Regions from separate parts of the Homo sapiens genome. Here region 2 is linked to region 1. A link is an interaction called in ENCODE POLR2A ChIA-PET data of the cell type or tissue named here. Cell type or tissue: MCF 10A. All regions are shown on one strand.

Region 1 (4,000 bases):
TCAACCTTCAAGAAGTGAGGAGGACTCTGTCTTCTCACAATTCTAGGGAATGAATGTCTGAACCAGAATGATTGTGTATCCCATTAACAAAAGCCCTAGAGAACCTGGAATGGCTGGTTCAGCCCTAAATGCTACATCTGACCTAAAGTGTGCAATCATCCGAGAGCTGTTTCACCCTTAGCCAGGCATGTGCTAAAAGCTTGGGGCATCACTTTCTTTCTTTTTCTTGAGATGGAGTTTCGCTCTTGTTGCCCAGGCTGGAGTGCAATGGCATGGTCTTGGCTCACTGCAACCTCCACCTCCTGGGTTCAAGTGATTCTCCTCCCTCCGCTTCCCAAGTAGCTGGGATTACAGGCACCTGCCACCATGCCCAGCTAATTTTTGTATTTTTAGTAGAGATGGGGTTTCACCATGTTGGCCAAGCTGGTCTCAAACTCTTGACCTCAGGCAATCCACCGGCCTTGGCCTCCCAAAGTGCTAGGATTACAGACGTGAGCCACCGCGCCCAGCCTGGGGCACCACTTTCAAACTGTCCTTCTCAAGATCTTATTGACAGTAAAACTGTACCCCTACAACTGTCCTATTAAATGACTAAAAACTTTTACTATTGAATCCACGGCAGCACCAAACAAATTAATCAAAACGTTTTGGAATACATTCCTTTCTTTGAAGCTAAGTTGATGGCTTGATTCAATTATTGTGTCCATTTACACAACGTAGGCTAAATGTTTCCTAGAATTGGCAAAGGATCAAAGGGTTACTTTACTTATTCATCATCTTAAATAACCCAAGAAAGCCTTTATATTATTATTATTATTATTATTATTATTTGAGACAGGGCCCAGCTCTGTCACCTAGGCTGGAGTGCAGTGGCACAATCTCAGCTCACTGCAACCTCTGCCTCCAAAGCTAAAGTGATCCTCCTACCTCAAGTGATCCTCCTACCTCAGCCTCCCGAGAGGCGGGGACCACAGGCGCACCACCGCAACCGGCTAATTTTTGTATTTTTTGTAGAGATGATGTCTTGCCACACTGCCCAGGCTGGTCTCAAATTCCTGAGCTCAAGTGATCCACCCACCTCAGCCTCCCAAAGTGCTGGCATTACAGGAGTGAGCGCCAGGTCCAAGAAATCCTTTCAAAGTAAAATACCACAGGACATGGTGGCTCACACCTGTAATCCCAACACTTCAGGAGGCCGAGGTGGGAGGATTGCTTGAGCCCAGAGTTCCAGAACCTCCCCACCCACTGCCCCATGCAACATAGCAAGACCTTGTCACTACAAAAAATTTAAAAATTAGCTGGTGTGGTGTTGCGTGTAGGTCCTAGCTACTCAGGAGGCTGAGACAAAAAGATTGCTTGAGGCTAGGCATTCAAGATTACAGTGAGGTGCTGGGTGCAGTGTCTCAGGCCTGTAATCCCAGCAATTTTGGTGGCCGAGGCAGGTGTATCACTTGAGCTCAGGAGCTCGAGACCAGCCTGGGAAGCATGGTGAAACCCTGTCTCTACCAAAAATACAAGAAATTAGCTGGGCATGGCAGCTCAAGCCTGTGGTCTCAGCTACTCAGGAGGCGGAGGTGGAAGGATCACTTGAGCCCAGGACGCAGAGATTGCAATGAGCCTAGATCCCGCCACTGCACTCCAGGCTGGGTGACAGAGTGAAACCCTGTCTCTAAAAAATAATAATTAAAGGTACCAAAAATAAATAATTGATGGTAATGCCGACCCAAATTAAATTTAACCTTCAAATTACTTATGAAAAATGTAGTATATCATAAGAAAGTCAATAGTAAGAAATTTCATGTTAAGACAGTGTTTTCATATATTTTAACATTTTACATATAAATAGTATGCTAATTGCAAATTCATTTTATTTAATGTTTAATAGTTTATGTTATGAATTCAAGGCATTTTCTATACTTGTCAATAATGAAAAGGCATTTCTCCTTTTAAAAATTCTATGAAGTCAGCCTTCTTATTCCTTAGGAACATGAACTAGTGTGGTTTGGTTTTGAATCTGATTGTTCAAACACTTTACAAAGTGAATAGGAAAATAATTTGGGAACATTTATATTTAAACTTGTCAATCTATGATTCTGTTTTTCATGTGACAGCCAATCACAATGTGTTCTCTACTCAGGAAGTTTAGCTCAGTATATGGATTAACACGTGTTCTACTTGTGTGATATTTCTTATGACAACCACAGAAAACATATGGGGCTGGGCACAGTGGCTTATGCCTGTAATCCCAGAACTTTGGGAGGCCAAGGCGGGTGGATCACTTGAGCGCAGTAATTTGACACCAGCCTGGGCAGCATGTCGAAACTGCGTCTCTACAAAAAATACCAAAATTAACCAGGTGTGGCGGCACATGCCTGTAATCCTAGCTTCTCGAGAAGCTGAGGTGGGAGGATTACCTGAGCCGGGGAGGTCAAGGTTGCGGTGAGCCGTGATAGTGCCACTGCACTCAAGCCTGGGTGACAGAGTGAGACCCTGCCTAAAAAAGAAAAGAAAAGAAAAGAAAACATATTTGATGCAATTTTAAAAAGAATATACCTTTGAGATAGAGTCTCACTCTTGTTGCCCAGGCTGGAGTGCAGTGGTGCAATCTCGGCTCACTGCAACCTCTGCCTCCTGGGTTCAAGCGATTCTCCTGCCTCAGCCTCCTGAGTAGCTGGGATTACAGGTGCGCACCACTGTGCCCTGCTAATTTTTGTATTTTCAGTAGAGACAGGGTTTTGCCATTTTGGCCAGACTGGTCTGGAGCTCCTCATCTCAAGTGGTCCTCCTGCCGTGGCCTCCCAAAGTGTTGAGATTACAGGCATGAGCCACCGCGCCTGGCCTAGATTTAATTTTTTCATAAAACTTTCACATTTGTTTGTTTGTGATGTTTTCAGGTGCTAATTTCTTGACCTAGTATAGAAGCATAAACAAGAGTTCAATCCTTTTTAAATAGTTGTCTGTGCTGTGAATGCCCTCGCCCACCATGTGCTCAACAAGGACCTCAAGGACATTGTTGGTGACTTCAGAGGCTTCTATAGGCAGCTCACAAGTGATGGGCAGCTCAGATGGGTAAGGGACCTATTTTGTAAAATGCTTACATAAGTAATATTACCAAGGTCTGAGATGTCCTTTGAGTGCAACGAATGTGAAAATAGAGATGGGTTTATTTATTTGTTTATTTATTTATTTTTTGAGATGGAGTCTCACTCTGTCACCCACGTTGGAGTGCAGTGATGCAATCTTGGCTCACTGCAACCTCCGCCTCCTGGGTTCAAACAGTTCTCCTGCTTCAGCCTCCTGAGTAGCTGGGACTACAGGCATGCACTAGCACACCTGGCTAATGTTTGTAATTTTAGTAGAGATGGGGTTTGACCACGTTGGCCAGGCTGGTCTCGAACTCCTGACCTCAAGTGATCCGCCTTCCTCAGCCTCCCAAAGTGCTGGGATTACAGGTGTGAGCCACCATGCCCATCCTAGAGATGTGTTTATAATTTTAAAGTAAAACATTTTATTCAGTTAAATTCAGGCTTGAGTCATTTAGATCATCAGTATTTTGAGGTAAACAACTCATTTCTGTAAGACTGATGATCTAAATGACTCAAGACTGAATTTAGCTGAATAAAATGTTCTACTAAGGAGATGAGGTCCTGAGATTTGGGTCCTAAGAGCTATCTCTTCTCTAAGGACCTCATCTCCTCCTCCCTGAATTGGAAAGTGCTCTAGAGGATAAAGTACTAAATGGGCAATCTCTTTATGGAGAAATAATGTGAGTAGTGTTAGAGATGTAAGAGAAGGTCAGGCCGGGCGCGGTGGCTCACTCCTGTAATCCCAGCACTTTGGGAGGCCAAGGCAGGCAGATCACGAGGTCAGGAGGTCGAGACCATCCTGGCTAACATGGTGAAACCCCGTCTCTACTAAAAATACAAAAAATTAGCCGGGCATGGTGGCGGGCGCCTATAGTCCCAGTTACTCAGGAGGCTGAGGCAGGAGAACGGCGTGA
Region 2 (4,000 bases), 140 kb after region 1:
TGTGGTGGTGCATGCCAGTAATCTCAGCTACTTGGAAGGCTGAGGCAGGAGAATCACTTGAACCCAGGAGGCAGAGGCTGCAGTGAGCCAAGATCGTGCCACTATACTCCAGCCTGGGCAAGAGTTTTTTTTTTTAAAAAAATGCATTCTACATGCAAAATGTGTATATAGCCAATACTATCAGAACTAAAAATATTTGAATAATATTTGAACAAACACCTGTATAACTATGATTGAGCTCAAAGGAGAGAGAGTGAGAGAGAATATTACCAGTATCTTTGAAGTCCATGTTTGCTTCCTCCCTCTCCCCACTCCAGTTATCCTCTATCCTGAAATTTGGGCTAAGCATTTCCCCCATACATATGTGAGTGTGTGCATGTGTGTGCATGTGTGCGCACACGCGCACGCACGGATTTATAAGTTTGGCCCTCTAAACAATATATTGCTTAGTTTTCCTGTTTGTGAGCTTTGTGTATAAATAGAATTACACTGAAATTGCCTTCTGTGACACTTTTGCATTTCAACATCATGTTTTCAAGCTTCATCCACATTGAGGCACATCTAGCTGTGGATTAGAGTATTGCATGATATGAATCCACTACTGCTTATTTCTCCATTCAATCGTTGATTGGCATTTAGTTTGTTTTTAGTATTTCCCCCCAACCTCCCAAATCCTCCTAAGAATATTATTTTACTTGTCTTCAGGACATACGCACAAGAATTTTCCCAAGGGTGGAACTGCTGTGTATATACACTTATCTTTACTAGGCGATGCGAAATTGTTTTCTCAAGTAATGTGTAATTTTACATCTCATTAGCTCTATATAACAGTTCCCACCATCACTGGTCTTGTCTGACTTTTAAATTTTCACTCTTTGGTAGATTTAATCTATTTTTCTTGAATGATGAGAGTAAACATCTTTCCATATGTTTACAGGCCATTCATGTTTCTCTTCTATGGATGTCTGTGTTTTTGCATTTTTCTATTTTTGTCTTTTTCTTGATGATTCATGGGAATCCTTTACATATTTTGGATATTAAAACCTTATCAGTGCATAGAATGTTGGCAGAAAAGGCTGCCAAGAATTCCTCTCATCCCTGCAGGTGCACGCCACCTGCCACCTTTCATCGTGAGGTGGGGTTATCGCACCTCCTCTTGGATTGGAGGTGGCCCTGTGCGTTGCTTTGATCAATAGAATATGGCAGAGATGCTGCATTATCTCCAGGCCAAAGCCTTAGAGGCCTTATGGTTTCCATTTCACCATCTTGGAAGTTAGCGGCTGTGCGAAAAGCTCCAGCTATCCTGATGGAGAGAGAGGCCACGCAGAGAGACTTTCCACAGGATGAGACATGGTATACAGAGAAAGAGAGGCCCAGGCAGCCCCTACTCATTCCAACCGCCTCAGCTGATGCTCTATCCATACAAATGAAACTGTCTTGGAAGCCTCAGCCAAACTCTCAGCTGGTTGCACCTGTGATCCCCACTTATGCTCCAGGAAAGAGAACTGCCCATTGATCTCAGCCCAATTTCCTGATTCAGAGACTCACAGGTAATAAAATAATTATTGTTTCCAGTCAGAAAATTTGTAGTTACACAACAATATAGAATAGAAACAATTCATCATATGTGCTCTAAAAATCTTGTTTCAAGGCATACCTTTTTTACTGTCTTTATAATACAGAAGGCCATGTTTCACTCTCTGAGATTTGTTACATGTGGTCAGTCGAGGCCCAAAAATATTTCAGTATTTTGAGAAAGAAAGAGAGATAGAGACCACATTCATATAACTTTTATAACAGTCTAATTGTTATATTATTCTTGTTAATCTCTTACTGTGCCTGATTTATAAATTAAACTTTATTACAAGTTTATATGTATAGGAACAACTATACATACAGTATATATAGGGTTGGGGACTATCTGTGGTTTCAGGCATCCACTGGGGGTCTTGGAGTGTCTCCCCAAGAGATAAGGGGGGACTACTGTATCTTTTGACTATCAAAAATTGTAACATATACAAGTGGTCCCCAACCTTTTTGGCACCAGGGATCGGTTTTGTGGAACACAATTTTTCCATTGACAGGCGGGGTGAGATGGGGGTGGTTTGGGGATGATTTAAGCACATTACATTTATTCCGCACCTTATTTCTATTATTATTACTTACTCACCATAATGTAGAATCAGTGGGAGCCCTGAGCTTGTTTTCCTGCAACTAGACAGTCCCATCTGGGAGTGAAGGGAGACAGTGACAGATCATCAGGCATTAGATTCTCATAAGGCACATGCAACCTAGATCCCTCGCATGCACAGTTCACATGGGGTTTGAGCTCCTATGAGAATCAAATGTCCAGGCTGATCTGACAGGAGGCAGAGTTCAGGTGGTAAAGCTCACTCACCCACCACTCACCTCCTGATGTGCAGCTGGGTTCCTGACAGGCCACGGACAGGTACTGGTTTGTGGCCTGGGGGTTGGGGACTGCTGACTTATACTGTAGTTGAATTCTTCAATATTTTATAGCTAGTGATTTTTATATCTTATTTGAGAAATCTGTCCCTACTTTAAGGTACTGTATACTAAAAGTTTAAAGGTTTTGCCTTTCACATTTAAGTCCCTTAATCTGTCTTGAATTGATAAATTCCTCAATTTACCTTGAATAGTGTAAGGTAGGGATACATTTTCATTTCTTTAAATATGGATAATTGCTTCAGCACCACAGGTTGAATGGTCTCATCAGTTTTCCATGTATGTTGATTCGGTTTGTCTGTCCCTACACGATTACTGCATCATTTAAATTAATACAGTAGCTATAGAATAATAAGTCTTGATACCTGGTAAGCACATCCTTCTCTTTTATTTTGCATGAATGTCTTTGCTATATTATTGAGTTTTTGGTCTTCCTTATAAATTTTAGAATCATCTTGACAAATTTCATGATAGACTGTTTTTGAGATTTTGATTGGATTTACATTGAATCGATAAATCGTTGGGATGAGGGGATTTGTGACTTTAAATATTGAGTCTTTATCTATAAATGTGCCATCTTTCTATTCTTGAAAAAGTTTTGGCTGGGCGTGGTGGCTCATGCCTATTATCCCAGCACTTTGGGAGGCCAAGGTGGGTGAATCACCTGAGGTCAGAAGTTCGAGACCAGCTTGGCCAACATGGTGAAACCCCATCTCTACTAAAAATACAAAAATTAGCCGAACATGGTGGCTGGCACCTGTAATCCCAGCTACTCAGGAGGCTGAGGCAGGAGAATCGCTTGAACCTGGAGACAGAGGTTGCAGCGAGCCAAGACCACGCCATTGCATTCTAGCCTGGGTGACAAGAGATAAACTCCGTCTCAAAAAAAAAAGTTTTTTTTAATGCCTTCTTTAAAAAGTTTTATAATTTTTACATGTAAGTCTCATACATCTTTTGTTGGACTTACTCCTGGGTATTTTATATTTTTATTGCTAGTATTAAATTATTAATAAAATGTTCTTATTTGCATATTCTAATTGATAGTAGCTGGTGAAGAGAAAGGCAATTAACCTGGTATATTTATTTAGTATTTGGAAATTTTACTAATCTTATTTTAATTCTAATAATGTATAAGCTTCTTTGGGTCTTCTATGTGAACAAGTCTATCGTCTCTGAATGGTAGCTTTGTTTTACCCTTTCCAACCCTCTTAATTTTCCAAAAATTTAGTGTGCTGGCTGGGACCAGTTTTAGCGTTAAGGTTAAGCTGGTGTCATAATATGAATTAGGGATTTATAATTTGAAAATATTGTAAAGCTTGAAGTTATTTAACTCTTAGATGTCTGGTAATACTTAACAATAAAACAATGGGTCTCGTATTTTCTTTAAGGAAAGATTTTGAATTACTTCCATTTCTTTTATGAATTCGATTTCTTTAAATTTTTTTATGATTCAGTTTCTTTAATGTATATGAACCATTACGATTTTCCGTTTCTTGAATCAGTTTTTGTAATGTATAGTTTTCTAGTAAATTAC

Evidence for each region. Peaks named below come from ENCODE experiments on the same cell type or tissue, not always from the same donor. Only the 100,000 strongest peaks of a DNase experiment are listed, where the experiment ranks them.
Region 2: POLR2A ChIA-PET joins it to region 1 with 5 read pairs; 2 of 35 experiments call an interaction of 5 or more read pairs at or near these places.

Annotation. Positions count from the first base shown.
Region 1 is chr18:696,309-700,308 of GRCh38, reverse strand. It overlaps ENOSF1 (enolase superfamily member 1), which reads left to right. Exons shown (of 16, transcript NM_017512.7): 3 at 2,954-3,069. Among named protein-coding and RNA genes, the nearest start is that of ENOSF1, 14 kb to the left of the region's middle. RefSeq lists a silencer at 2,565-2,697. In MCF 10A, no CTCF peak of the experiment used is centred here; a DNase peak (open chromatin) is centred at 2,308.
Region 2 is chr18:560,511-564,510 of GRCh38, reverse strand. No RefSeq gene overlaps it. Among named protein-coding and RNA genes, the nearest start is that of CETN1, 18 kb to the left of the region's middle. In MCF 10A, no CTCF peak of the experiment used is centred here; no DNase peak of the experiment used is centred here.